Regions from separate parts of the Mus musculus genome. Here region 2 is linked to region 1. Evidence: chromatin loops called from intact Hi-C (ENCODE). Cell type or tissue: left cerebral cortex. All regions are shown on one strand. Each heading gives the region's core, and the rest is flanking DNA. Links, peaks and the distances in the headings are about the cores only.

Region 1 (11,213 bases), core at 2,050-7,049:
GTGCATAAGTCCATTTATGTGTATTTCTGTTATACAGGTGCATGTGGCTTTTTGTTTGCAGGTGCACGCGTGTTCACATGTAAGTTCATATGTATGTTCACATGTGTGTGGGTGCATATGTGTGTTCACATGTGTCTTAGTCAGGGTTTCTATTCCTGCACAAACATCATGGCCAAGAAGTAAGTTGGGGAGGAAAGGGTTTATTTGGCTTACACTTCCATGCTGCTGTTCATCACCAAGGAAGTCAGGACTGGAACTCAAGCAGGTCAGGGAGCAGGACTGATGCAGAGGCCATGGAGGGATGTTCTTTACTGGCTTGCTTCTCCTGGCTTGCTCAGCCTGCTCTCTTATAGAACCCAAGACTATCAGCCCAGAGATGGCCCCACCCACAAGGGCCTATCCCCCTTGATCACTAATTGAGAAAAATGCCTTACAGCTGGATCTCATGGAGGCATTTCCTCAACTGAAGCTCCTTTCTCTGTGATAACCCCAGCTGTGTCAAGTTGACACAAAACTAGCCAGTACAACATGTATGCGAGTGCATATGTGTGTAGATGTCCATGCATCTTGCTTTTTGAGGGAAAAAAAATCTCTCCCTGGGACCTTGGGTCTCCTTCACTAAGGCTGCCTGGACACCAGAATCCCAAGGATCTTTTTGTCTTCGAACTGGAATTACAAGTATCCTTTCTTTTTTTTTCTTTTTTTTTTTTTTTTTTTTTTTTTTGACAAGATCTTTCTATGTGGCCTCGGCTGGGCTGGAACTTGCTGTTTAGACCAGGTTGGTTGAACTCCCAAAGCTCTATCTGCCTGCTTCTGCCTCCTGAGTGGCAGGATTTGAGGCATGCGCCACGCAGCTTGGCTCGCACACAGCTTTTTACACAAGTGCTAAAGTTTCCGTCCCTCACTCTTGCACAGCAGGCTTTTGAGCAACTGGGCCATTTCTACAGCCTCTGTTGTTTCCTGAGACAAGGTCTGTTTATTTAACAATGACCGTCTTTGTACTCCATGTAACCAAGATTGACCTCATACTTAAATCAGCCCTCCTGCCTCAGCCTCCTGAACGCTGGGCTGTCAGTGGGTTTGGTTTCCTAATAGTGCAGGGTCCTGGCTCTGCCTGGCTGGAGGCTATAAGCCATGGGCTCCTCTGCATGGCTTCCTCCTTCAGAGATCCAGCCCAGAAGCTGGCTTTCTGTCCTGCTTAGGCAGCCCTGGCATGATGTAATGAAACCACCAGAGATCTGTCACCAGGGGCCGTGTTCTATAGCTCAGAAGTGACATTCAGGCCCTGTCTGGACTCCAGGAGAAATTTGTCCAAGCTCTAGAAACCAGAAGTCATAGGGAACCTTGGGGATGTCTGCCACAGGGCCCAGCAGCCTGCTACCTTCTGTCAACAGGCTGTCACATTGTCCCAGCCCTGCCTCCTTCAGCTCCCGACAACAGCCCTACCCGGTCTGCTGGGTCCGCAGAGATATGGTATCTGCTGCTTTTCTGTTGAATCCTATCTGTTTTCTATCTCCTACAATGACTCCCATGTCAGAGTTGTCACCTCTTTATTCCTTTAAACCACCCCCCCCCCCGTTATTGTTGTCAATGAGATTCCAGAGGAAACAGAGGATTGAGCAAGGCTTATTCTCCATGTTTAGCCAAACTTCTCCCCTGCCCATGGCTAAGCCTCTCCAATCAGATAGATAGGTCTTAGTTTTAGCGTGATTTTTCCTGCCTCACCTCTGTTCAGGGTCCGATCCCACCCCCACACACCCTAACCTTGCAGCTGCATAAGCAGGCCTCTGATGCTCTCTGAGTACAGCTATGGGTGCTGGATGTAGCACCTTCACAGCCTTGAGCAGAGACAGACACACAGGTAGAACATGTCAGGGCTCTTTCCTGCTTCTGTGCTATCCCCCTCTCTGAACCCCTCCCGCTACCCTGCCTCTTGGCACCTCTCCCTCCTACCTCTCCCTCTTCTGCCTCAGGCACCTTCCTGGAAACTTCCCTAAATGGTGCAGGCAGAACTTGGCCCTTTTTCTTGGCTGGCCAAGCATCTCCCTGGAGTCTACAAACATCTGCAAACCGGGGCCTGGTGCCCATCTAACCCTCTGCTCTCCACACAGCTACAGAGATGGAGGAGGCATGGGGGTCATGCTGAACGATGAAGCAAGCCTTTTCTTCTCAAGCAGGCAGAGCCTGACAAGACACAGATCCCAGAGGGATACACTAAATGCAGTCTGGCAATACCCTGGCCAGGCTCCTTGGAGCTGCTGGGCTCACATCCAAAGGCTGCATATGGCCCCCAGTCCCAGGCAGCAGCCTCTGCCCCCTTGGCCACTTCCACCCCGGGGGAGTTAGGGGATCCTTGTCTCAGTGCATCTCCCAGCTTTCTCTGCTGGAACGCCCTCTCCTTCACTGTCCCATTGAAACTCACCCTCCAGATCTCTGGACTTCCTGCCTGCCGCGCTCTCTGCCCCACCCTCATCATGCTGGATCTGTGACACGGATCACTCCAGTAATTGACAGGGTGTAGTCCCCGGCTGTAGCCTTCCCTACTCTAAGCCCACACCTGCCAAGAGAGCACACCAAGGAGGCTGTGTCCTGTGTCACTGGAAGCATGCCAAAGGCTATTTCAGACAACACCTGTTAAGAATGGACACAGAAAACAGGGACCTTGAGGCTGGCGGCACCACTTGGTTTAGATACAGGAAATAAGCCAAGTCCAGGAGTTAAAGACACGGGAGCCCAAGACTCAAGGGTCAAGGGCAGGCAGCCGTAGCCCTGCTGAAGGGTCGCGTCCTTTGTCTAGCACCAGGATCCTTTGTCTAGCTCTGTCTCCTGACTCCTGGAGGAGCCGCCTGACTTAGGTGGCCTCAGTGGGGATGAGTCTGTACTTGCTTCCGGTAGGGCCTAGAGACAGGCTATAAACTAATGAGTTTTTGCTAATTACTGGGCCCAGCAATGGAAGACACGGGGGACTGCGGTTTGCCACCTGCAGGGTGAAGAGCAATGTGTTCCTGGAAAAAAGAAGATGCCTTCCATAGAAGAAGTGAACCATGGACACGGGCAAGGGACCCCTGAGGGTGAACACAGAAGAGTGGGCGCAGGTCTCAGGCCTCAGAAGATCCGGCTTCCGAGAGCTCTCAGGCCTCTCGAGACAGTGGTGGGGAAACGGTGATGGGAAGCCTTGTCTCAGGCCCCATGGAAGAGGTCCAACCTAGGTAGTGCTGGGGAGGTAGTGACGAGAGCGGCAGCGTGTGTGTGTGTGTGTGTGTGTGTGTGTGTGTGTGTGCGTGCGTGTGTGCTTCCGTGTGTCCTCCTCAGTAGCTTCAAGGCAGTAACAAAGAACTTTATCTAGACTTGCAGTGAGTCACTAAGTAGAGACGGGGTTTCCAGGGGGAGGGGGAAGGGGTTGAGAGCAGGAGGCTTACACAGGAACGAACACCGGAAGTTAGGTTCCTGGCTAAGACATTGTTCGACCTTACATGCCACTTGTAAAATGGGTTATCAGGCTCCTCCACATGAGGTCAAGGGATAGAGCAGTTGGGGCAGGGGTGGGGGGAGCTTGGCTGCAGGGGAGGGGCTGGGGTTTAAGAAGCCACCAGATTTACTTTAAACACCAGGGCTGTGACAGGGTTCAAAGTTCCCTTATAATCTTGAGCTAAGGGACCAAATAGCACCATACGAGTAAAGACTGCATGTCCAGGGCTCCACTGACACTGGGAACCCAGGCTGCATGTCCAAACCTGAGCCAGAGGGACCCAGGAGGTGACCTTGGCAACCTGCTGAGGAATTTGGAGCCCACAATTATAGGCAGATCATCTGGCTGGGTCTGGATTCAGATCTCAGGAATCCTGCCTAACCCTCAGCATCCAGGGCACCTGTGGGACTGCAGGCCTCTTGAGGTTCCGTAGTCTGTTTTCTGGGTGATTTTCCTAGCTGATGTTAGCAGTAAACAGTAGTGTCCCTTGGCAAGGCCTGCCTGACTGCCTGGGGTGCAAGGGCCTTTTACCCCACGACACAGCAGAGCCACAGGACCTTTCCTATCCCTGATTTGGGCTCTGTGCACCAGTTTCCATTTTCAGGCCAAGGGGCACCTAGTGGGTTCAAATAGCTGGGGTGCCACAATGGAGAGTGCCACCAACCGTGTATAGTGTAGTTGTCCTGCCAGACCTGGAGGCTGGGAGCAGTGTGTGTGCCTGTCTGCATGCACGTGCATGTGCGTGTGCGTGTGTGTGTGTGTGTGTGTGTGTGTGTGTGTGCATGCACACGCCAGCACCCACTGCCCACCCATCTCTCCTGATGCCTCAGCAGAGGAGGGGGGATTTCCTTTGCCTCCAGTTAACGGTCAAGGAAATGAGGCCAGAGAGAGTTCACTGTCTCAAGCTCAGTCAGGCTTTGAGCCTGAGAGGACTTGAAGGACAGGAAAGGTCTAGTCGTCTGAAGAAGGGAGAGGAAGGCAGGTTAGGCGAGAGAACAATCTGGATACAGTAGACTAGGCCCTCAGCGCTGGCCTTGCCCATGCTGGGCTTCTCCAGCTCTCCCAGTGTACAGGTTCAGTGGCCAAGCCTCTCAAGGCTCTGCTCAGAGGCAATCAGGGGAGCAAGGAGGAGGTGCCTGTGTTTGCTGGAGAGAATTTCTTGTTTGAGTGTGGTCCTGGGGACTGAACAATAGACTGTGTTCTCAGCAAGAGTTCTACCATCCAGCCCCGGCCCAGTCCTCGGCCCAGCCCCAGCCCCAGCCCTAGCCCCCGGTCCTGTCCTGGCCCAGCTCCAGCCTCAGCCTGGCCCCAGTCCAGCCCATCCCTATTCCCACCTCCACCCCAGCCCAGCCCAGCCCCAGCCCAGCTACTAAGGATGATCCAGTGGAGGCGGGGTGTGTCAGAGAGGCGTGAGGAGGACAGGACTTTCCAGACCTGTGGTACCAGGTGAGCGTTGGAAGTTCACTGTAGAGAAACCGAATGTCTACCCCTGGGGAGCAGCTATCTCTTACATCCCTCCCACAGCTTCACACACACACACACACTCCAGAGACCTGGGAAAAGTCCAAGGCCCGTGGAATTCCTGGAGGAGGCAATACTAAACAGTGTGCCAGCCTGGCCTGAGAGCTCTGGGATGCATGGTAGTTCCCAGGCAGGGATAACTGTGGGCAGTGGTACGGTCATGGGCAGGGTGTAGGGCAAACAGGTTGGACCCGCTGGGGCAGGAGTCCCACCTCTGGGTGGGACACGTGACTTGCCTCCACCTGGGAGGGAACATCTGGATATGTTCAGCTTAGTGAAGCCTGGGCCTGTACTGACCCACTGAGCCTGGACCAGGCACCTACTCTCCACTTACCCCCCCCCCCCCGAACGGAAACTTTTGCCTGCTTTGACCCTTGACCCCATTCTGCCTCAACAGCCAGCTCACCTTGTGCTGGCCCACACGTCTGCAGGGCTTTCTTCACCTCCTCTTGTCCTGTTCCTGTTGCCACTGCTCTCAGTTACCTCCTCAGCTGTCTGCTGCTCTGAGCCTGCAGTGCTCCAGGGCCCTGGCCCCAGCTGTCTGCTCTAGTCTCCAAGGCTCAGTGGTCTGGGGTAAATTCTGCCCTCCCACTTCTCCCTTCTACCTCAACCCCCAACATAAAGCATCTTCCCGCTTCAGACTCAACCTGGCCAGCTCCCGTGTCGTGCACGGCCCTTGTCTGTCCTGCAGACCCCTCAGGCCCAGCCTGTCCACTCAGCTTCCTCCTCCGGTTCTAACACGTGACCTTAGGAATCCTGGCCAGCTCCAGCTTCTAGTGAGGTTGACAGAGGGAATAGAATATGGCCCTTCTCTGTTCCTAGGACAGTGCCCCTAGACACCAAGTTCCCGGAGTGGCTGGGAGGATGTGCCAGGCACCCAATCCTCAGCAGAACTCGATTGTCCAACCAGGACTGTCATGGGGGATAGTGAGAGGTAGCCGCCCAGAGGCCCTGGATCCTGTCTCCTCAAAACTGACTCCTGGATTCTGGGAAGGGCAGGCTAGTAAAGAGAACAGGGTGGGGAATGGCGTCACTTTACAGGTAGGTTGAACATGACTTCTACTGCAGGAGTTTGCGTCAACCTCTTGCTTAGGAGGTTAGAGGGTATTAGAGGCCACAGCCCGGAACAGCCAGCCCGGGGGAAGTCCACGTGGTCAGGGCCTAAAGCTACCAGCAGATAGATGCCTTGTCTCCACTGCATCCTGAGTGGAGTGGGCTGAGCCACTTCTGAGTTCCTGACCTGCCTGAACTGTGAGACAATGAATGTCAGAGGTCGATTAAAAGTCTAGTGTAGCCGTACACATCTGTACATACCCCCTATACACACCCAGCACCTGAGACAAGAAATCAGGATGAGGAAGAATTCAAGGACATCCTTGGCTACTTAGTGAGTTGAAGACTAGCCTGAGTTACAGAGGACCCTGTCTCAAAACAACAAAAAAATCAAAATGTCACTAGAACCATGGTGGCTTGCACCAGCATTCCCAGCCCACAGGAGGCAAGGCCACTGTGAATTTGAAGCCACCCTGGGATACATAGTGAAGCTTTGTCTCAAAACAAAACAAAGTATCACTTGGGGACTTGGGGACTAGCAGGTGAGCAAAGGGCTCATCGTGCTTTTTGACATGCATGTTCCCTGGCAACTTCTGCATGTGTAGGAGCCGCCTGTCCCACATGCCAGGGGGACACTGCCACTTCTGTCAACACAGAACTCAGAGACATAAAGGCAGCAACCTACACTGAGGAGCCTTCCAATTCTGACATGTCCCACTCCCTCTTCACAATGGTCTCATTATACCCAAACCCACAGCCATCTGAAGGTGAAGTTACTCAAAGCATCATTTCGAAACATCAATCTTGGGTGACTGTTACTATTTTGGGCAGTGTCTCCACGCCCTGTGTAGCTGAGGATGACTTAGAACTACAGAGCCTCCAATGACAGAATCCTCTGGTCTCCACCTTCTTAAGACTGGGATCACAGGCAAGCCACGCCCAGCTCTGGCAACAGTCACTTCTGCCGCTGGGCTACTGTTTAAGGGTTCACGCCATTATGTCTAACAGGTGCCCAGAGGTTGGGAACAAAGCGTTCGGTTCTCAAGTGGTGGGTGAGCGGAGGTTCGAGGCTGACTTGATGCAACCCTAGTCAGAAATTGTTGGGGCTGAAGAGCTGGCTCAGCAGGGAAAGGCACTGGCTGCTCTAGAAGAGAGCACAGCTTCAGTTCCCAGCACCCACCCAAGTGGTGGCTCACAACCACCCCTAACTCTGGCTCCAGGGGATTGAATATCTCCTTCTGACCTCCTCTGCCACAGGGCCTGCAAGCCAAGCACACACACACATAAAGTCAAATAAAGCCTTTTTTTTTTTAAGGTTTTTTTTTTCTTCTTCTTCTTCTTGAAACAGAGTCTTACTATGTAGCCCTGGCTGGTTTGGAATTTGCTGTGTGTGCTAGCTGATCTTGAACTCAGAGTTCTACCTGCCTCTGCTTTCTGAGGGCTGGGATTAAAGGTGTGTACCATCAGGTGAATCCCAGTGAAGAATTCTTAATTAAGGGTGGGGGGATGGGCCTAGAGCTCCCAGGAGCTCCTGAAAGAGCCTGTCTTCTAAGTCTGATGGCACAGAACCTCTAGGAATGTAGCTTTTTTTAAAAAACTTATTTATTTGTTTTATGGATGTGAATACACTGTAGCTGTCTTCAGACACAGCAGAAGAGGGCACCAGATCCCTTTACAGACGCTGTGAGCCACCATGTGATTGTTGGGAATTGAACTCAGGACCTCTGGAAGAGCAGCTAGTGCTCTTAACCACTGAGCCATCTCTCCAGCCTGGAATGCAGCTTTTAAAACCTGTGTGCTTTGCGGATGCTGTGGATTGCTCAGTGAGATGAGCAGGTTTGGAAGCAACACCATGTTTAATTACCTGCAGGTGTGATGGTCCAGGCGGCTCCTGGAACCTGGGGGAAGCTTTACTCTCTTTGTTAAACTCCTCTCCCACTTATCCCTGTGTCCTGGTCAGTCAACACATCTCTGTCCTATGCCCTTCATTATCCCAGCCTGGCCTGAACTCAGGATCTCAATGTGGCCTTGAGCTTCCAGAGAGCATCCTGCCTCTATCTCCTGAGCGCTAGCGTCATAGACAGGTGCCACAGGGCCCACCCGTCGTGTATTTCCTCTTTCTCAGTATCTTTCAAATCTTCCTCTCCAACTCAGAATGTGAACCACTGAAATCATTTAATTGTGTGTAAAGTCAGAAGAAAAAGAGGAATTTTGGGGAGAAGCAAATGTTACAACATCAGCGTACTCACCTTCACACCACTGAGCCTAAACACAATGTGCGTGCGTTTTAGAGGAATGGGAATGGGAGCAAAAGACATGGATCTCATGTGAGTAAGTATACCCTCGGCCGAGCCTCAGTTTCTTCCTCTACCATGGACGTGGATACCTGGCTCATCCTGGCTTGGTTAAGCGACACAGTTGGCTGTTGGCTGTGGTCCTTCACCCTCCCACTGAGCAGAGATCTCTGGATATCTTGATGTAGCTGGATAGAGAAGCTGCAGTAGTGCTTTTTTCACCGACCCCTGCTGGAGAGGGCACCGTGGCAATAGGTGCCTCTGGCCCAGAGCAGAGGAGGACAGGCCTCTCCTGCTAGCAGCTGTGTGTGATCCTGGTTCACCCAATTGTGGCTGAGGCCTGACTGAGCACCTGTGGATTAGATGCACAAATGCCACAGGATGCCCCTGACATCCAGGTGTGAGACATCAAGGACAGTAAGGACCATCCTGGGTTCAGGTCCTTGCCTTTGATTGACATCGTGCTTTAGCCCGCCCCCCCCCATGCTTGGCTGCAGCCCCTCAATCTTAGGACCATACAGCTTAGGGTCAAATATCCAACAAGCCTCTGTGTGTGTGTGTGTGTGTGTGTTCTCCAACTATTTGTGTGTGCATGACAGAGATTTATAATCTCAAAGCACATCCCAAGCCCATCATCTGATGCCTTGGCACCAAGTATGACTGGCCACTCAATGCACTTGTCTAAGGCACAATTCATTTAGACATTGCATGGCAGCATACACAACCAGCCCATAAGTCCACAGCAGGCAGAACAAGAAATGCTTCTGCCTTGCATTTTGGCCATCTTTCTCTGGACTCAGCCACAGAGAAGCCCCCCTCCCTTCTGAGGAGACAGACAGTAGGGCGGTGCTTACCTGTCTCAGGAGACCAGCCTCCTCCAGCTGTGGCATGAGGGTATGTGCTGTGACTACACTCAGTCCTGACAAACATCTGGGGCTGCATCTCGGGTCATCATGCCAGGAGAACCAAGGCATGGACAAGGGATAGAGGTCAGCTGAGGAGGAGACTACACAGGCAGGGCTCTCTTGTCAGGACCTTGCCCCACCTATGACTCCAGGCCTAGCAAACCTCTTTCTCAGTTGAAGGTGATCCCAGACCTCATAGAAGCATCCCTCTATGGATGTGAACCTGGGAGCCTGCATCCCTCTGGGCTTCAGTTTCTCCCAGGAAGCATTCTTAGAATCTTAAGCAATCTTAGAGGAAGAAAATGAAGCCCTAGCTGCCAGAAACTCACTCTGACCTCAAACTCAGAGATCCGCCTGCCTCTACTTCCTAGAGTGGGGATTAAAGATGGCGGGCCACAATGCCAGACTTCTTTTCATCGTTTTGAGACAGGGTCCCACTCGGTAACACAAGTTTATCTGGAACTCTGGAACTTGGAACAGCTGTTCTGTAGACCAGGGTGGCCTTGAACTCAAGAGATTCGCCTTTGTTTGTGCCCTGAGTGATGGGATGAAAGGCATGTGTCCGCCGATGGGCTGTCCTTGAACCCTGATCCCTCTGGGAAAACACTCACGTTCAGCTGTGACCAGCTGACCTCCCTAGGCCTGCTCTCAGGGTCACCCTTGTCAAAGCATCTGGTAGAAGCGCCCTCCCTTCTAAGTGTGAGCAGCCCTCGATGTTTATCCAAGTGTCCCCCATAGATGAGTGGGGCATCCTGCCTTCTGGCCCCTGCGAATAGTGAGGCTGTGAATATGAGTTCACCAATGGAGGAGCAGCGCTTGGACGATGGTGAATTCTGTTCAAGGTATAGTAACGCTGGAATGGTTAGGGTGATTCTGGAGTGAGACAGATGGCTTAAACTGACATTTAACATTGGTGGTGGCCAGGTTAAAATCAAGCTGTGGGCAGCCCTGGCCCCAGTCCTCTCTTCATGTCCAAGGTGTGGGACTTCATGCAACTGACCCAGACTAAAGTCTGCAAGAGGCCAGGTCCTCCTCACCGGACCCTTAGGATCCAACATTTGCCAAGATCCAGGAAAGCATCTGGTTGGCTATGCTATCACCAGGCCACCTCCAGTAGGTTGTGGTCAGTCTATGGATGGGCTTCCTTCCATCACTGGTCCAGCTCTGATGAGGCCCCAGGTAGCCTGAACGGTCAAGGTGCGACTCCTGCCCATTGAGCTGCAAGCTTGGGAAAACCAAGCCCCGGAACTCCAACACTTTCTAACACAACACCTGGGGCTTGGCCCTTGTTGGTGTTTGGTGAGGTACCCCCCCCACACACACACACTGCTCTGCACTCCTAAGCAGCAGAGTCCCCTCTCCAGTCTGTCTTTTATCACTCCCATTTGATCCCTAACATTGCCTTGTCCTAGGTGGCCTGCTGCAAGCCTCACCCCCCATTCCCCGCCCCCATCTTTGGTTGCTGGGTGGAGGGAGAGGACTGCTCCTAGATGTTTATGGGTAGCCCCTTGTGCTCTCCCCACCAGCTCTGCCCCGAAGGGGTCCCACCACATGAGGAGCGCCCCTAATTGCCCTGTGCTAATTGCTTGCTGAGCTCACCTGTGCAGCTGGGCTGAGCTCCCAGGAGGCAGAGTTTGTTGTTGGAAGTTAACTGAATTCCCCAGCTCGGAAGGATTCAGCTTGGGAGATGGATGCCCTTGTCCTTTGGAAGATTTCCTCAGAATGGGCCTCAATTCCTCAGCAACAAACCTGGCTTCTCCCAGTCCAGTTGGGGCCTGACCTACCAGAAATGGCAGACAAAACTCTGGTCCTGGGAAGGCACAGAGCTGTCCAAGCCTTGGCCTTTTCCTTTTAGGAATTTTATCCATGTATATTTAGATATTACATTTTACATTTACATTTGTAATACATTTATAGTTGTGCAAACTAATGTCCTCATCTATCCTTATCTGTCTCCTCGCCAAGGCCCTG
Region 2 (11,213 bases), core at 3,569-8,568, 290 kb after region 1:
GAGGAGAAGGAGGAGAAGGAGAAGAAGGAAGAGGAGGAGAAGAAGGAGGAAAAGAAGGAGGAGGAGGAGAAGGAGGAGGAGAAGGAGGAGAAGAAGAAGGAGGAGAAGAAGGAGGAGGAGAAGGAGGAGGAGGAGAAGGAGGAGAAGAAGAAGGAGAAGAAGAAGGAGGAGGAGAAGGAGGAGGAGAAGAAGGAGGAGGAGAAGGAGGAGGAGAAGAAGGAGGAGGAGAAGGAGGAGGAGGAGGAGGAGGGAGGAGGAGAAGGAGGAGGAGAAGGAGGAGGAGGAGAAGGAGGAGAAGAAGAAGGAGGAGAAGAAGGAGGAGAGGAGAAGGAGGAGAAGAAGAAGGAGGAGAAGAAGAAGGAGGAGAAGGAGGAGGATGGAGGAGAAGGAGGAGAAGAAGAAGGAGAAGGAGAAGAAGAAGGAGGAGGAGGAGGAGGAGGAAGAGGAGGAAGAGGAAGAGGAAGAGGAAAAGGAAGAAATAATTCAAGATTTCTTTAGGAATAGGCGTGTAATGAACCTCCCGGACCACGGTGTAAACCACAACTTTAGCTGCACACACTCTTAGAGGCTGAGAGTTAAACCTGCATCATAGCCCAGCCAGTCACATGAAGGCCTGTGCCTAGGTTTTGGTTTGGTTCAACTTGTTTTGAGACAGGCTATCGCTGTAGCCCAGCAGGCTTCCACCTAACTCATGGCAGTTCAAATGCCTCCGCCTCCAAACTGCTAGGAATGCATGCAAGCACGAGCCATCCGAGGCAGCTTTGTGCCATTATTATTTTTTGACGACTTCTACCCATGACTTCAGGTCAGAAGATCCCCCTTCTGGACACGCTTAGAATACTTCAGTTGTCCCTGCCCACCGGGAACTGGGATGGTGAGTACCTGAGGTTTTTTCTTTGTTACTTTATTCAGCGATGCCAGAGCAACCAGCTAACAATACTGTGTTTCTTGGTTTTCCAGAAATACTTGACAGTATCATGTACAGTCATCAAGTTCCCTGCCTCTCCTGAGTGGTGAGTTATGAGTATAAAACGTGTTTGCTCTCCGTGCTTCCTTTAACAGTTGGAGCCAGGGATTATCCTCAGCCTGCTCTCTGCTATCGGGAAGGGGCCTACCAAGTTCACGTGTAATCAGAGTAGAGCGTCGGCTCCAGAAACCACAGGTCCAACTAAGGAGATTCATCCTAACTATTCTGTTTCTCTAGAGCCACTCCAAGTACCCAAATCCGCATTAGGGTTTTCTATGGCCAAGGAGCTAAACCAGTAAAATATATCATCATAGGCCAGGTGTGGTGGTGCAGGCCTTTAATCCCAGCACCTGGGAGGTGGAGGCAGGCAAAACCCTACAAGGTCAACACTAGCCTGGTCTAGCCTGGTCTACATAGGTAGTTCTAGGCCAGGCATAGTGAGACCCTTCCTCAAAATGTGTGTGTGTATGCACATGTGTACACACACACAGCACAATTACCAGAGATTTAGGTTGGCTTATACAGTCACCCAAACAACCTGGTAGCTGCTGTTCAATACAAGAAACTGAAATCCTCAAAACAAGAGGATACAATGAACCAGGTCCAGGACCAGCTGAGGGCTGGACACTGTGGGAGCCACCGTCATGAGTGCCTTTCCGAGGTAGAAGACAAGCAAGCTTGTCTTGCAGCAAGCTAGAGACTGGACTGAAGCTCATGACGACAGCAGCTGTGAGAGACATTTGTTCAAGAAGAGTGGAGCTTGAGTGTTTCCTCACGCCGCTTAGCTTTCTCATCTTCTTCCTATTCCTTTTCCTTTTTCCAACAGGATTTGATGCAGCTCAGACCAGCCTCTAGCCTGCTATGGAGCCAGTGATGCCCTTGAACCTGAACCCTGAACCGATTCTCCTGTTGCTACCCTCTGTGTGTGGGAGTCACAGCTGTGTGCTACCGTGCTGGGAAACGTGTGTGTGTGTGTGTGTGTGTGTGTGTGTGTGTGTGCGCGCGCGTGTGCGTGTGCGTGTGCGTGCGTGTGTGTGTGTGTGTGTGTGATGCTAGGGATCAAACCCAAAGTCTTCTGCATGCTAGGCAAGTGCTCTCCCACTGACCTACAGCCCAGTCCTCTCTTCTTCCTCTTTATTCCATCTGGACCCCTAGCCTATAGCTAATGCCTCCTGTGTTCAAGACATTGCTTACATTTCCTCTGGAAAGGTTCTGTAGGCATACATTGTTTTTGCAACCTCCTTTTAATAAGGGTTCAACCTCTCCTCTAGACCAGCACCCAGCAGAAGCAGTGGAAGAGAAAAGTTGTTAGAATGTGGGGGAAGTGGATCTGTTCAGCAATAGTTCTTTGGGGGCAAGCTTGATCTTTTTCAGTAGTTCAAACCTGTAACAAACACAGTACAACTCAGCAGCTGCAGACCAGTCAGTCCTCTCGGCAGGCAAACACCAGGCATGACCCAGCAGTTCAGTCCTGAAGACAACTGCCAATTAGCCTGAGGCAAGGCCGCTGAAGCAGCTAGCTGCTGTAGGAACCTCAGGTACAATTCTTGGGTGAGTTTCTCTCAATGAGAGTTGAACTCAATAGCGCTACAGGTAGGCAAACCAATGCACATGTGTCCTTAGCGAAGAATAAAGAGGCAGAGCAAACCAATTCTCAACGCTTGTCTCCCACTGTCTGTGGGGTCACATTTTTACTCCTTTATGGAGTCCTTTCATGCGTTTGCTATATCAAAACATCCTTTCACCTGTGTCTGCTTCAGGAAAACATTCTTTCCTGTGTTTGCTTTAGCAAAACGTTCTCTCACCTGTGTGCCCCAGCCAAACATCATTTGACATGACTGCCTTTCCACAGAAACTGGAAGTTTCCACTTCACATTCTGGCAGACGAACCCGGAAGTCCGCTTCACCAATCCTCTAAGCTCCTCTTAGTCCAGTCTAAATGAAAATTAAAAGTAGCCATCGCAATGACACATGGCTGTAATCCCAGAAGTTGGGAGACCGAGGCAGAAGGATTTTGAGTTTATGGCCAACCTGGACCAAATTAGCTGATTCAAATAATTTTGTAATTTATTTGTGTGTGTGTGCATTGTACATTTGTGTGCACACATATGTGCATATAGAGGCCAGGGGTAGACATTAGGTGTCTTCCTTAATTACTTCACCTTTTTTTATTTGTATTATTCTTAATAACATGTGTGTCTATGTGGGGATATGTCCACAAACTATATATATAGTTTGCCTCTGCCTCCCAAGTGCTGGGATTTAAGTTGTGTACGGCTATGCCCAGCCAAAAGATTATTTTATTTTAAATTATGTGTATGCTAGCCAAGGCACACCATTAATCCCAGCACTCAGGAGACAGAAGCAGCCAGATCTCTGAGTTCAAGGCCAACCTGATCTACAGATGGAGTTCCAGGACAGTAAGGGCTACACAGAAAAACCCTGTCTCATAAAACCAAATAAATAAATTAGGTGTGTGTTGGTGTGGGTATGTGTGTGCAAGTTGTAGGTCTCAGAGACCAGAGATGTTGGATTCCCTTGGAGTTACAGGCCAATGATCCTCCCAGAGTGGGTACCGCCGAGAACGGAACTCTGGTCCTCTGTAAGAGCAGAAGCACTCTTAACTGCTGAGCCATCTCCCCAGCCCCTCCACCTTAGGTTTTAAAAACTTGATCTCTCAGAGAATCGGGAGCTCAGTAATTAATTCATCTAGATTGGCTGGTTGGCCAGCCCCAGAAAGCTCCCTGTCTCTGCTTGCTTAGCAGTGAGATTACAGGCACTCAACTCTGCCTGACTTTGCCTTGGCCCTGGTAATTAAACTCCGCTCCACTTGTTTACACAGCAGGCACGTTATCTTCTGAGCCATCTCCTCATCCCCTCAAGCAGTTTTTTGTGGAGAGGAGAGTGCAGGCAGGCACAGTCGCAGCATTCATGTGGAGGTCAAAGGGCAACTTGGAGCTGTACGCCAGGATGAGGCTGGGTATCTCCTGGATTGTCACCACACAGAATAGTCTAGGCTGCCTGGCCCATGAGCTTCTGGCTTATTTTTCTGTCTGAGACCCTCTTCTCGCAGTAGGAGTCCCGAGACTGCAGGTGCTACACACACCACCACATCTACCTTTATCTATATGAGAGTAGGATGGAGCTCAGATGTCATGCTTGGGCTCAGGTTCTCTTACACTGAGCCATCTCCTCAGCTTAGCCAGTTCTTTCTTTCTCTCTCTCTCTTTCTTTTGTATAGAATAGAGTTTATTTGGGGGCATGGGAAAGGGAATTGAGAAGGTAGTAGTGGCAGAGAAAGAGAGGGGACAGTGAAAGACACACACAGAGAGAGAGAGAGAGAGAGAGAGAGAGAGAGAGAGAGAGAAGAAGAAGAAGAAGGAGGAGGAGGAGGCTAGCCAGGAACACATTGAGAAGGGAGGGAGGAAAGGAGAGAGGAAGAAAGGGGTCAGAGAGAGAAGAGTCAGAGAGTTAACTAATTTCTTTTTTGATTTTTTTTTGATTTTTTGATTTTTTAAAAAATTTTTGAGACAGGGTTTCTCTGTGTAGTCCTGGCTGACCTGGAACTCACTCTGTAGACCAGGCTGGCCTCGAACTCAGAAATCCACCTGCCTCTGCCTCCCGAGTGCTGGGATTAAAGGCGTGCGCCACCACGCCCTGCTTTTTTGTTTTTTCTTTTTTTCTTTTTCTGATTCTTCTTGTCATTCTTCTAACTCTCCTCCGCCTCCGCCTCTGCCTCCACCTCCTTCTTCTTCTTCTTACAAAAGGACACACTTGAGCATGGGGCCTATGCCTATAATTCATAGACAAGACTAGCAAAGCAAATTCCAGGCCAGTCAGGGCTAAGCAAGACTGTGTTTCAGAAAAAAAAGAAAGATACAATAAAAGATTGTATAAAAGTTTCCTCACATAATACAGTGCCATGTCATATTAAAATAGCAATTTACTTCACACAAAAACCTTAAGAATTAAAATATGGGGAGAACAAGAAACCAAACTGCATATGATGGCACATTCCTGGAATCTCAGCGCTCATAAGCTGAGACAGGAGAATCACTGTGAGTTCAAAGCCAACGTGGGCCACATAGCAAGTATTTTGTTTGTTTGGTTTGGTTTAGAATTTTTATTGTTGTTGTTTATTTCAATATACAGCAGACACTTTATTTATTTGTTTTTTTTTTTTTTTTCCGAGACTGTATAGCCCCCTCTGCCTGTCTGGAACTCAGTAAATGACGGAACACTAGATTACCACAGGTATGGATACTTGTACCACTGAGGACGTGAGGCCCTGCGGGCAGTGTGCAGGGTACCCTCAAAGCTATAACATGCAGCTTAACACAAAATAGAGATTTCTAGACAGTAGGCCATGTTTTCCTGCATTCCACCTCCCATAAACATCTTTTTTGTTTTGTTTTGTTTTTTGTTTTTTGTTTTTTTTTTTGTTTGTTTTGAGACAGGGTTTCTCTGTGTAGCCCTGGCTATCTTGGAACTCACTTTGTAGACCAGACTGGCCTTGAACTCAGAAATCCACCTGCCTCTGCCTCCCAAATGCTAGGATTAAAGGCATGCGCCACCACACCCGGCCCCCATAAACATCTATCACCGATTGAAGACGCTGAGAAAATGAGGAAGTCGTCCTGAAGTTGTGTGGGAGATGGGAGATAAGAACACAAGTGTACACACACAGACATAGAAAGAAAGAAATGGTTATTTTAAAAGAACTGGTAAAAATGACTTGGTGGTTAAAAGTATTTGTTCTGCAAGCCCAAGGACATGAGTTCTAGACTTGTAGCCCATGGAGGAATTCGAGAACTGACTCACACAAGTTGGCCTCTGACCTCTGCATGTGCCCCATGGGGCATGAGTACCTGAGCTTGTACACATACTAATAAGTAGAGTTCAAAACAACCCGGCCATTTCAATAAGACAAAAACTCAAAACTAGGGCTGGAGAGATCGTTTATTGGTTAAAAACAATGGTTGCTCCTCGAGAGGATCTGAGTTCAATTACCAGAAGTCAAATGGCAGTTTGAGTAAAACACTAGTCCTAGTAGAGCTAGCTGATGCCCTCTTCTGGCCACTAAAGGCACTGCACACATGCGGTGCACAGGCAATTTTAAGAGGTCATCATGACTAAGCGGTATCCATCCTAGAGATGCAAGATTGATTCATAATGCAAATCAGTATATGTAATGCATCATATAAGGATCTGCTGGGGCAGAATGACCACAGGGTCATTTGAATAGATGCAGAAAAAGCATTCGACAAAGGCCTGAAGAAAGGCTGGTGAGATGGCTCCGTGGGAGAGAGCCCTTGCCGCCAAGCCTGAAAGCCTGGATTCAATCTCTAGAACATACATGGGGAAAGGAAGTACTGACTCAATCTCCAGAACACACATGGGGAAGGAGGACACAGACTCCTGTAAGTTGTTCTCTGATCTCCACATACATGCCAGGCACACATGCCACACACACACAAAATAAACAATATTTTAAGTCATAGGAGCTGGAGAGATGGCTCAAAAGCACACACCACTCTTGCAAAGGACTTGGCTTTGCTTCCCAGCACCCACATCAAATTAAAAGTGAAAAAAAAAAATCTTTTTTTAAAAACTGTTGGTTTCATGGTTTTCTGAGACAGGGATTCTCTGTGTAGCCCTGGCCGTCCTGGAACTCACTCTGTAGACCAGGCCCACTCAGTGTTAAGAATAAAGGTGTGCACCCCCGGGCTGGTGAGATGGCTCAGTGGTTAAGAGCGCCGACTACTCTTCCAAAGGTCCCGAGTTCAAATCCCAGCAACCACATGGTGGCTCATAACCATCCGTAATGAGATCTGATGCCCTCTTCTAGAGTGTCTGAGGACAGCTACAGTGTACTCACATATAATAAATATATAAATCTTAAAAAAAAAAAAGTTACATCTAAAAAAAGAAAGAATAAAGGTGTGCACTCCCACCCCCACCTGGCAGAAACTCTAAACAAATTTTAAGACTTGAAGAAATTTGGGTTGGGTAGTAGTGGTTCAAAGGACTTGTTCTGCAAGCCCAGTGATATTCTTCACAGACTTAGAAAAGATAATCTCATCAGAGACACAAAAGACTACAAAAAAATCAAAGGAAACAGAACACTCCTAGAAGTATCACAGCGCTGGACTTCAGATTATACAGTAGAGCCATAGTAACAGAAACAAGGGGGTGGGCTGGAGAAATGGCTCAGTGCTTTAAACCTTGGTTTCTCTCCCAGAGGAGCCAGGTTCAATGCCCGGCCCCCACATGAAGGCTGATAACTCTGTAAGTCCAGTTCCTAATGATCCAGCAGGTCTTCTGGCCTCTGCAAGCAAGGGGCACACATATGCTACACGGACATACGTGCAGGCAAAACATCCACTCATGTAAAATAATACATTTTTAAAGCAAGGAACTGGCATGAAACCAGGCATTTAGATCAGTTTAGAACTAAAACAACAGAGATACAGCCACCTCATTTTTGAAAACGCGTCAAAAGCATACATTGAAAGAAAACTTAAGTTGTGCTGGTAGAACAGGGTGTCTACCTGAAAAAGACCGAAATTAAGTCTATCTCTCATGCACAAAAATCAATTCAGATTGGATCAAAGGCTTTAATTTAAGGTTGATACATGTGATACAGGTCACATGTGACTGGAAGAAGAACTAGGGGTAAAGGGTACACAGCAGGGAGGGTGGGCAAGGGGGATGCAAGGAAGGAGTAAGGGAAGAGGGTTATCAAAACATATATATCTGAGGATTCTTCAATGAAGCCTATTACTTTGTGTGGTAATTAAACAAATTATTTATTTATTTATTTTATTTATTTATTCATTTTATGTGAGTACACTGCCACTGTCCTCAGACACCCCAGAAGAGGGCATCGGATCCCATCACAGATGGCTGTGAGCACCATGTGGTTGCTGGGAATTGACCTCAGGAAGGACCCCTGGAAGAGCAGTCAGTGCTCTGACCTAAGTGCTCTCACCTGCTGAGACATCTCTCCATCCCTAACAAAATTTCTAAATTGAAATAACTTAACACTGCCAAGCAGTGGTGGTGCACGCTTTTAATCCCAGCACTTGGGAGGCAGAGGCAGGCGGATTTCTGAGTTCGAGGCCAGCCTGGTCTACAGAGTGAGTTCCAGGACAGCCAACAGAGGTTAAGAGGATCGCTGGGGGCTTGAAGCCAGTCATTGAGCTATGTAGTGAATGTCAGTCAGCCTACGCTTTGATTTAAGGCACTATCAGAGGAAAGATGGAACGGGAGAGGGGGGAGAGAAACACACACACTCTCTCACATACACATTCTCTCTCTCTCTCTCTCTCTCTCTCTCTCTCTCTCTCACACACACACACACACACACACACCTCTAATTTACTCAAAGCACAGTAAATATACAACGGATTCTGATGGGAAACTCCTATTTGGCTGGTCCACCCTCTGCTCTCGTTTTTTTGCCCCAACTCTCATGGTGTTCCATCTCCACGAGCTCTCTTTCCCAACATCCCAACATTGGCAGCCACAGTTCCTCATACCTGTCATGCCTGTGCCTTCAGCCTCTGCACAAATCAGATTCCCTTCCCTTCTGTCCCCCAGAGGCAACAGCATGCCACTCATTCTTGAAGCCCGCCTCAGCTGGGTGTGGTCTTCACTCTGCCATTCACTTGCTCAGCTTGGGGGATTTGTGTGTGTGTGTGTGTGTTGAGGGAGGAAAGATGATAGGATTTATTTTGTTTTGAAATGGGGTCTCACATGACCGAGGCTGGCCATGAACTCCTGATCCTCCTGTTCCAACCTCCCAAATGTTGAGATCACAGGTGTCAGACACCAAGTTCACTCAGCTCACTCAGGTTATAGCTTAATGGCTGCTTTCTCTGAGAGGTTTGCCCTCATACCCCCAATTTCAATTTTGTCACATTGATTTCTCATTAAACTTGTGTGTGGGTGTGTGGGTATGGGTGTGTGGGTGTGTGGTTATGTGAGTACAGGTGCCAATGTAGGCTAGAGGAAGGCACTGGATCCCCTGGTGCTGGCGTTATAAGCAGTTGTAGGCCGCCTGACATGTGTGCTGAGAATGGAACCTGGGTCCTTTAGAAAAACAGTAATTTCTCTTAACCACTGATCCATGCCTACTTCCCGTGATTTCTACTAGTAGATACTTTATATGTGTGTCTACTAAGAAGAACATCCACTTCCCCAGGCAGTTGTCAGCTTTTGAGGAACAGGGACCTGAGCCGGGCAGTGGTGATGTACAACTTTAATGCCAGCACTGAGGAGGCAGAGGCAGGAGGATTTCTGAGTTTGAGACCAGCCTGGTCTACAGAGTGAGTTCCAGGACAGCCAGGGCTACCCAGAGAGACCCTGTCTCAAAATAAAAACAAAACACAGAAACCAGGAATCCGTTGTTCCTATCTGGCATCTTGTGTGTAGACTGGAGCCTGGCTTGGAGTAGTCATGTGTATTTGCCAAACCTTACCTCCTATGGGAAATAGTCACCAACACTCGGCACCTTTCATTCACGTTTAGCACTATTATAGCTATGGCTACCCTTCCTATCTCCCACAGAATGCCAGCTACACATGCGCATAAGAACAAGTTCACTCTTGCTTTCCTTTCTCAGCCCTTGCTCCTGAGATTACACTCTGCCTAAGGGTTATAACCTGTGTTCAGACAGCTCTGCTCTGGTTTAGGGAAGGAAATTTTGATCCCCTGTGGGTTTGTTAAGAAAGCTGGTTTCAAGTATGTGTCTGTTTAGCATGTCCACTGCTCTCTTTCTTCCATAGTGGTCCCAGTTCATCCCACCTCCCTCTTCTCAGAAAATACTAAAGCAGAGCACTGTGTGGTCTGCGGCTGGAAGGATGACTCAGTAGCTAAGGACACTTGTTGCTCTTGAAGAGGACCTGAGCTCAGTTCCCAGCATCCACATGGTGGCTTGCAGAGGTCTGTAGCTCCAGTCCCAAGGGATCCGAAGCCCTTGTCTGGCCTTCCAGGGCACCAGACAGGCATGTGGTGCACATAAAACAATAAAATCTTTTGTAAAAGTTAAAAAATAAACAGTTGAGGCCAAGCAGTGTTGGCGCATGCCTTTAGTCCCAGCACTTGGAAGGCAGAGGCAGGCGGATTTCTGAGTTCAAGGCCAGGCCTGAGAGAGCACTGTCCTTACAAAGGCAAGTATAAGCTTAGTGGTATAGCATTTAGCATGGGCAAGATCTGGGTTCAGTTCCCAGCACCACAAAAATAAAAACCATAAATTATAAAAACTAACAAACAAGCAAACAACAAAAAAACTCCAACAACCAGGGGTTATTCTGAGGAAGAGTGGTGAGCAGAGTCCCCAAAATGTTGGCAGGGGCCGGGCAGTGGTGGCGCACGCCTTTAATCCCAGCACTCGGGAGGCAGAGGCAGGTGGATTTCTGAGTTTGAGGCCAGCCTGGTCTACAGAGTGAGTTCCAGGACAGCCAGGGCTACACAGAGAAACACTGTCTCGAAAAACAAAAACAAAAACAAAAAAAAGTCGGCAGGGCTGCATGGATCCCGTGCATGAAGTTCTCTCTCCCCAGGCCCTAAGAGGCTGCAGCGAGCGCATCAGCCGCAGGTCCTGTGCTTCCAGAATGTTCTGCCTTCTCTCGGCATTACTGTAAAGAATGGTGCAGGACACCCATCCTCTTTCTTCCTGCCCTCAGAATAACTTTAAATTTAATACATTCAAACATTCATTTGTATGTGCGTGCACACACGGATGCAGGTGTGAGTGTGTATGCATGCCACAGCACAAGTGTGAAGTCGGAGGAAACCCTGTGGGAGTCAGCCCTCTCCGTTCCCTGTGTGGGTCCCAGGGATCAACTCAGGTCATCAGACTTGTGGCGAGCAAGCACCTTTACCCGCTGAGCCACCACACCACCCAACAATCCAGCTTGGGAGTATTTTTTAATATTTCTCCAAATCCATTTCTGATTCAGTTTTTTCCTGTGTGTTTTGCCTGTTCCCTCGATAAAATAGCTCAACACAGAGCTAGGACTGGCACTTCCTTCCACTAAAACCTCTCTTCTCATCTATCTGTCAATATATCATTGTATAACCAGATTTACTTTCTTAATGCCCTCCCCCCCCATCACTTAGGACTAGAGAGATGACTCAGCAGGTAGGGGTACTTGCCGCTCTTCCAGAGGACCCAAGTTCAAGTCCAAGCTCGCACATAAGGTGGCTCAGAACTGCCTGTAACTCCAACTCCGTGGGCTCC

What was found. A loop is a pair of places that touch in the nucleus more often than their neighbours do. Peaks named below come from ENCODE experiments on the same cell type or tissue, not always from the same donor. Only the 100,000 strongest peaks of a DNase experiment are listed, where the experiment ranks them.
Region 2: it touches region 1 in a loop (2.7-fold over the local background); 1 of 42 quality-filtered maps calls a loop at or near these places.

Annotation. Positions count from the first base shown.
Region 1 is chr12:111,000,042-111,011,254 of GRCm38, reverse strand. The region is part of intron 1 of 6030440G07Rik (RIKEN cDNA 6030440G07 gene); the gene reads right to left. Among named protein-coding and RNA genes, the nearest start is that of 6030440G07Rik, 11 kb to the right of the region's middle. In left cerebral cortex, for the core only: no CTCF peak of the experiment used is centred there; a DNase peak (open chromatin) is centred at 5,039.
Region 2 is chr12:110,708,826-110,720,038 of GRCm38, reverse strand. No RefSeq gene overlaps it. Among named protein-coding and RNA genes, the nearest start is that of Hsp90aa1, 18 kb to the right of the region's middle. In left cerebral cortex, for the core only: a CTCF peak has its summit at 6,068 (motif pointing left); no DNase peak of the experiment used is centred there.